Regions from separate parts of the Homo sapiens genome. Here region 2 is linked to region 1. Evidence: read pairs that join two places in POLR2A ChIA-PET (ENCODE). Cell type or tissue: HepG2. All regions are shown on one strand. Links, peaks and the distances in the headings refer to the core of each region. The heading gives the core; the rest is flanking DNA. Region 1 overlaps LOC105373411 (a long non-coding RNA gene). Region 2 has its middle 58 kb from the start of LINC01814.

What was found. Peaks named below come from ENCODE experiments on the same cell type or tissue, not always from the same donor. Only the 100,000 strongest peaks of a DNase experiment are listed, where the experiment ranks them.
Region 2: POLR2A ChIA-PET joins it to region 1 with 11 read pairs; 4 of 35 experiments call an interaction of 5 or more read pairs at or near these places.

Annotation. Positions count from the first base shown.
Region 1 is chr2:8,624,442-8,627,347 of GRCh38, reverse strand. The region is part of intron 1 of LOC105373411 (a long non-coding RNA gene); the gene reads left to right. Among named protein-coding and RNA genes, the nearest start is that of LINC01814, 42 kb to the right of the region's middle. In HepG2, for the core only: no CTCF peak of the experiment used is centred there; DNase peaks (open chromatin) are centred at 1,787 and 2,127; H3K4me3 peaks cover 1,554 bases.
Region 2 is chr2:8,524,155-8,527,060 of GRCh38, reverse strand. No RefSeq gene overlaps it. Among named protein-coding and RNA genes, the nearest start is that of LINC01814, 58 kb to the left of the region's middle. RefSeq lists enhancers at 578-647, 658-717, 1,598-1,707, 1,758-1,827, a silencer at 667-856 and a cis regulatory region at 310-2,031. In HepG2, for the core only: a CTCF peak has its summit at 1,421 (motif pointing left); a DNase peak (open chromatin) is centred at 1,380; H3K4me3 peaks cover 721 bases.

The DNA of each region.
Region 1 (2,906 bases), core at 264-2,763:
TTCAGCCTTGGAGGTTTGATGGGGGGGACAGGGAACGGGGTCCTCTCTCTGTTTACCCGCGCCTCCTGGGTCACTCACTGCAAGCTGGGACTTAGCGCAGATAGCACTTGATTGCGCCACTCCCTGCTCAGAGAAGGCCCTGTAATCCGGAGGTTTCCTATTTGTTTTTTAGTTTTATGGGCATTTAGTAAAATGGCTATGATTACGGCCTGTGTGTTTAGCTGTAGAGGCAAATTACATTGATAGCCCTTTCCCCTCTCTCTCTCCCTCTCTCTCTCCCTCTCTCACACACACACTCACACACTCTCTCACATACACTCACACACACACACACATCACTCACACATGTACTGACACACAATCATACACATACAAACACACTATTGCTATCACACAGACACACATGCTCACCCTCACACACAGTCATACACTATCACTCACAGACTCCCACACACAGACTCCCACACACACTCCCACACACACTCACATACTCTCACACTCCACACACACAGTCATACTCTCAGACACACACTCTCAGACTCCTCACACATACTCTCACACACATTCTCATACACACACACACTCACTGTCACAGACACACTCTCGCACACCCCGCTCATCCACTCCACTCTCTGCCGCCTCGTCTCAGCTGGGCCTGCAGCTCCGCTGTGAGCTGTGAGCCACAGGCTGTGAGGAGCGCAGCCACCCCTGCTCTTGGGGGCCGTGGTCTCCTGGGGGGTTTGTCGGGGGTGAGTGTGGGTGCTCCAGTGAGGGTCCTAGCGTTCCCTCCAACCCGCTTCATGTCCCGCTCTGTCTACTGGGGTTCTTCATGAGCCCCATTTCATTTGAAGAAAGGATTGGATAGCTAAAAAGAATCTGAATCCGTCTAAAAAGATTTTGGAAATTCCTGCCCACCCCCAACCCAGGTCTGAGGCACATGTGAGTAGATTTAAGCATGTCCACAGCCAGCGCTTCAAGGCAGGTGTGAGTGGGATCTAGGGCTGGACACAGAGGGGCTGTCCTTGTGGGCTGGGGGCCTGGAAACCGTGCTCCAGGGGTGAGAGGGCCTTCCTCTTTGGAACGCTTTCTGGGACACCTGCAACTGTTTTCTGTCCTCACAGCAGCGCATCTGTGGTCCCCGCATCTGGCCTGCGTCCATCGTCCACCAGTCTGCTCACCTCCAGGCAGCCCCGTTTTCTAGGGCTGCCTCCGGTCCCACCCAGCGCTCCTGGTGGCTGTGCCTGGTGACTGGGACGACTTGGCAGTGTGGTCAGCGGCATGGCCTCGTAAACTCCAGCTTCTGGAAAGGAGCTGGGCCTGGGCCTGAACGATGGTGGTAGGACCCACTGCTGGACCCGGCCAGGTGGGTGGCACGGGCTGGATGAGAAAGGCAGGTCCTGCAGGCTGACTCAGAGTGCCAAGCAGCTGAGGCGGACGTCCCGGGTGCAGTTTGCTTTGAGGGGTCATCCCGGTGCAGCAGAGCGCTTCTGCAGGAGTGGGTCACACGTGGACATCTGGGCAGGCTAGGGACACAGGGCCTCAGTTGCTAGACCTGGCTGGGCTCGGGCTCCTGGGGGCAAGGCCTGGCCCCCATCCTGTTGCCAGAAGATGCCCAGATCAGAATCGGGGGTCAGGGGTGGACCAGATGTCTGGACTGGGGAGGACTCTGCCCGTGCTCCAGGCACACTCTCCCCTGGGAGCCTCATTCCAGCCATTCCCTCTACCAGGAATGGTCTTTACCCACAGTCCCTCTTGGTTGACCCTGGCTTTGGCTGTAATCTCATCTCTCGATGAGGTCCATGTTGACCAACCTATTTAATGTACAACCTGCCCCCACCTTCCCTCACCCCCTAGTTCACCTTCCCCAGTCTTCTATTTTCTGTGTATTGTGACCTTTAACCTACTACATAACTTATTTATGTACCAAGCTTATCATTTATTATCTCTCTCTCCTTTCTAGAAGGTAGACCCTCAATCAGGATCTGTTCAGTGGATTAGTGAGGAAATCTCCAGACCCTACGCTTCACTTTTGGGGGTGGGAACCTCCCCTCCCCAACCACCTGCCACAGGGAAGGAAATACCATGTGTGACAAATAGAATACAACTATCAAAAGAACGCGAAATGAGCCCCATGAACGCCAGACCTTTCAGCCAAATTCTATTTGTACTGGGACAATGAAAAAGTGACTCATTTATCCACAGAAGAGGGAAAGGCACGACTGCTAGGCAGAAGTAGTGTGCATCTCCCGCCTTCTGTTTTGTGCCCCGATGTGCCTAGAAGGTCACCCCAGCCCCTCCAGCCTCTGGGGAGAAGTTGGGCCTGGGCCTGAATGATGACACTGGGGCCCATTGCTGGACCCGGCCGGGCGGGTGGCAAGGGCCCTGCTGCAGACTGGACGAGAAAGGCCAGTCCTGCAGTCTGACCAGGTGTAACCTCGGGGTGCGAAGCAGCTGAAGTGGACATCCCGGGTGCAGTTTGCTTTGAGGGGTCATCCCGGAGCAGCAGAAATACCATGTGTGACCCATTTTAGAGATGAGGAAATGGAAGACTCCTCTGCTCTAGGGCCCCAGTTGTTGCCCCTGCCCTACTTCTCCCGATCAACGCTGCCTCCTTATTCAGAAAGCTCAAGAACCGAGTCCCCAGGAAAACGACATGTTGTTTTTTTTGGCACTAATCATTATTGTTTAATTATCCTGGGAGGGACAATAAGAGGGAAGGAAGAAGGAGAAGGTGAGTCTGGAGGCAGGGCGCCTTCCCCGGGGCTGTGTTCAGCACCAGCACCGAATGCTCTGGGATGTCTGGGCAGAGGCTCAGAGACGCAGCTTGACTCAGAGGGAAGCTTAGTCCTGGGCCAGTTTTCAAGGGTTTCCTCTGTGTTCTGGTCCTGCGGGTGGGCACTGCTTGC
Region 2 (2,906 bases), core at 128-2,627, 100 kb after region 1:
CCACCTTGTCTTCACTCCTGTCCCCTGTCTTGCCTTTTACATGTGAAGCAGAGCACCTAAAACCTCACACTGAGAAATCTGCATTTAGGGCAGTTCACCTTTTAGTGCTTCCCCCATATAACGGGAAATACTCAAATACTCCGGCCCACATCTGCATGAATTAAAAGGCTCATCTAAGAGAAAGTCTTTCCAGAGGACAGAGTTCTCTCTCAGAATGCAAAAAGTGGGTACATTTACCAAAAACAGGCTAATTGGTGATGCAAGTTGGCTAGGTCTCCCTCTGGAATAGAACGTTCTCCATTTTAAGTTTCTCTTTCATAAGTGTGTCAATTAAAAATTTAAAATCGTGTTAAAACACACGTAACATAAAAATGACCATCTTAACCATTTGTAAGTGTGCTGTTCAGAGGCATTAAGTTTCTCTTCTATAATTTTTAATACCTTGGGACTTGTTACCACCTGACGGACTGCTTTATTCTATGAGATCCTATTTTAAGTTGAATGTCTGTGCTTCTGGGTGTCCCACAGAGAGCACTGCTGCTCCTGGTGTGGGCGGTGGTGGTGGTGGTGGGGGGGTCATCTTGGAGACACTTCTGGAGCCCTTTGCAGCTGCCTCTTTGGGTTCTTCCCTGGTTTGATGTCGGCACAACATCCTCCACTTATTAGCCCTGTGACTTCAGACAAGTGTGTCAGTTTCCTTATCTGTAATATACAAACATTGAGCCTCTCCTGGGGGAGAGGAGACAAGGACCAGATAGATAATTATGTCCCGAGAGTAGCCAGCGTGCCCTGGCCCCAGGAAATGGCTTCTTGCTGTGACTGCCTGGGGTGGTCACAGCAGCTGCCTTAGCCAAGCAGGAAGTGGAGCGCAGGCCAGATCCTGTTAGAGCAGGTTGAAAACATGGAAGTGAGTCCAGCAAGGGAAACTGTGAAAACTAGCCAGGCCTGAAGCTGATCGCTGACCTCCTCCGTGGTAAAATCGATACGGACTATCCACTTCCCCTTTGTGCCTTGGCTTCGTAGGAAAGTCCCTGCAGGTGTGAGCTGAGAAGCACAAAGAAGGCTGGGAGATAGCAGCCCTGGAAAAATAATTCCACCTGTAAACACCTGTGTTAACAAGTGCTGTATTTGTGCAGCTATTTTCTTTTTCAAATACTGTTGACACACACCTATTCTCTTACCCTGCTCAGGTGTGTGTTGCATGGCATCTGGAGACCTGCTGGCCAGGGGCCAGCCTGCCTGTCTGAAATGCTTCCCTTCTCTGCCCAGCAACGTGGGGCGTGGGAGGCCACGGCTCTCTGCGGCTTGGCTGTAGCTTTAGCGCTGTTGGGCTGACGGCCTGGAGTTCAGCCAAGTCCCAATGAGCATGAGGTCTGAGACCTCAGTGAGACAGGAAGGACCAGCCTGGGGCCCCTTAGGGGACAGTGACCCCAGCTGGATGAAAGAGGACACCTGCTCTTTTCCTGGCTGGTTAGGGTCACTTTGCATTTTAACACCCAAGGGAAATTTGAACCCTTCCACCACCTGATCCCGCCAGCAGCGGCTGACCCAGGACAGGGGAGTGAGAGATGTCCAGGTTCCAACAAGGAGCCCTTCAGAGGTAATGCGGGGAGGGGCGGCAGTCCGTTCCATGCAGCTCTCCTGCAGCCTGAAGAGTTCCAGCATCCTTTCCCAGCTCCATCTTACTCCATGGAAGCCCTGTGCAATTAACTCCTGTCCTACCCTGGCCACTGGTTTCAACCCTAATGCACGGTAGAATCACCAGGGGATCTTGTCAAGGTCCTGATGCTCAGGCCGCAGGCCTAGGGATGCTTGTTCACTTCATCCCAGGCAGGGCCTTTGAAAAGTTTTGAAAATCTCCCCAACCAGTCTCATGGGTGGTCAGTTGGGAACGACTCCCCTAGCAAGATAGTGGGACATCTCATCTCGGTGTATTTATAAACTAGCAACCTTTGGTTTCGAACGGCTGTGCATTTACAGAAGCATTGCAAAGATAACGCAGAGGATTCCTGGACACACCTCACTGGTTTCCCCATTGTGACAGCTTGCATCTCCCTAGCACGTTCCTCACCACTAAGGAACTAACATTGGTTGGTTCTTTCAGCTAAGCGCCACGGTTTATGTGGATTGCACTAGTTTTTCCCTAAGGCCTTTTTCTGTCCCAAGATTCCCCTCTAGGATCCCACATTGCATTTGGTTGTCACATCTTGGTGGCCTCCTCTGGTCTATGACAGTTTCTCAGACTTTCCTTGTTTTGGATGACCTTGACAGCTGTCGTGAGGATTGGCCAGGTATTTTTGTAGAATGCCCTTCAGTTTGGGCTATCTGATATTTTTCTTATGGTTAGACCGCGGTTACGGGTTCTCGGGAGAAGCCCACAGAGGTGAAGTGCCATTTTTATCGTATGCAATCAAGGGTGCGTGCCTATCAACAGGACTGATCGCAGCCAATGACCTTGAGCTTCTGGCTGAGCTGTGTTTGTTGGGTTTCTCCCAGCAAAGTTCTCTCCTCCCCCACTCCTTTCTCAGACCTGCCCTTGGGAAGCAAGTCACCAAACACAGCCCACACCTGAGGGCAGGGAAAGTCATGCTCCACCTCTTCGAGAGGTGGGTAACTACATAAATTATTTGGAATTCTTCTTTAAGGGTGGATTGTCTCTTCTTCCTGTTATTTGTTCAATCATTTATTTATATCGATGTTGGCTCATAGGTACTTATTGTATTCTCTGGGTTATAATCCAATAGTAGTTTGTTGCTCATACTCTTCCAACTTTGGCCATTGGGAGCTTTTTCGGGATCTGGGTGCCCCCCCTCCTTTTTTTTTTTTTTTTTGAGACAGAGTCTTACTCTTGTGGCCCAGGTTGGAGTATAATGGTGAGATCATAGCTCACTGCAGCCTCCTCGAAT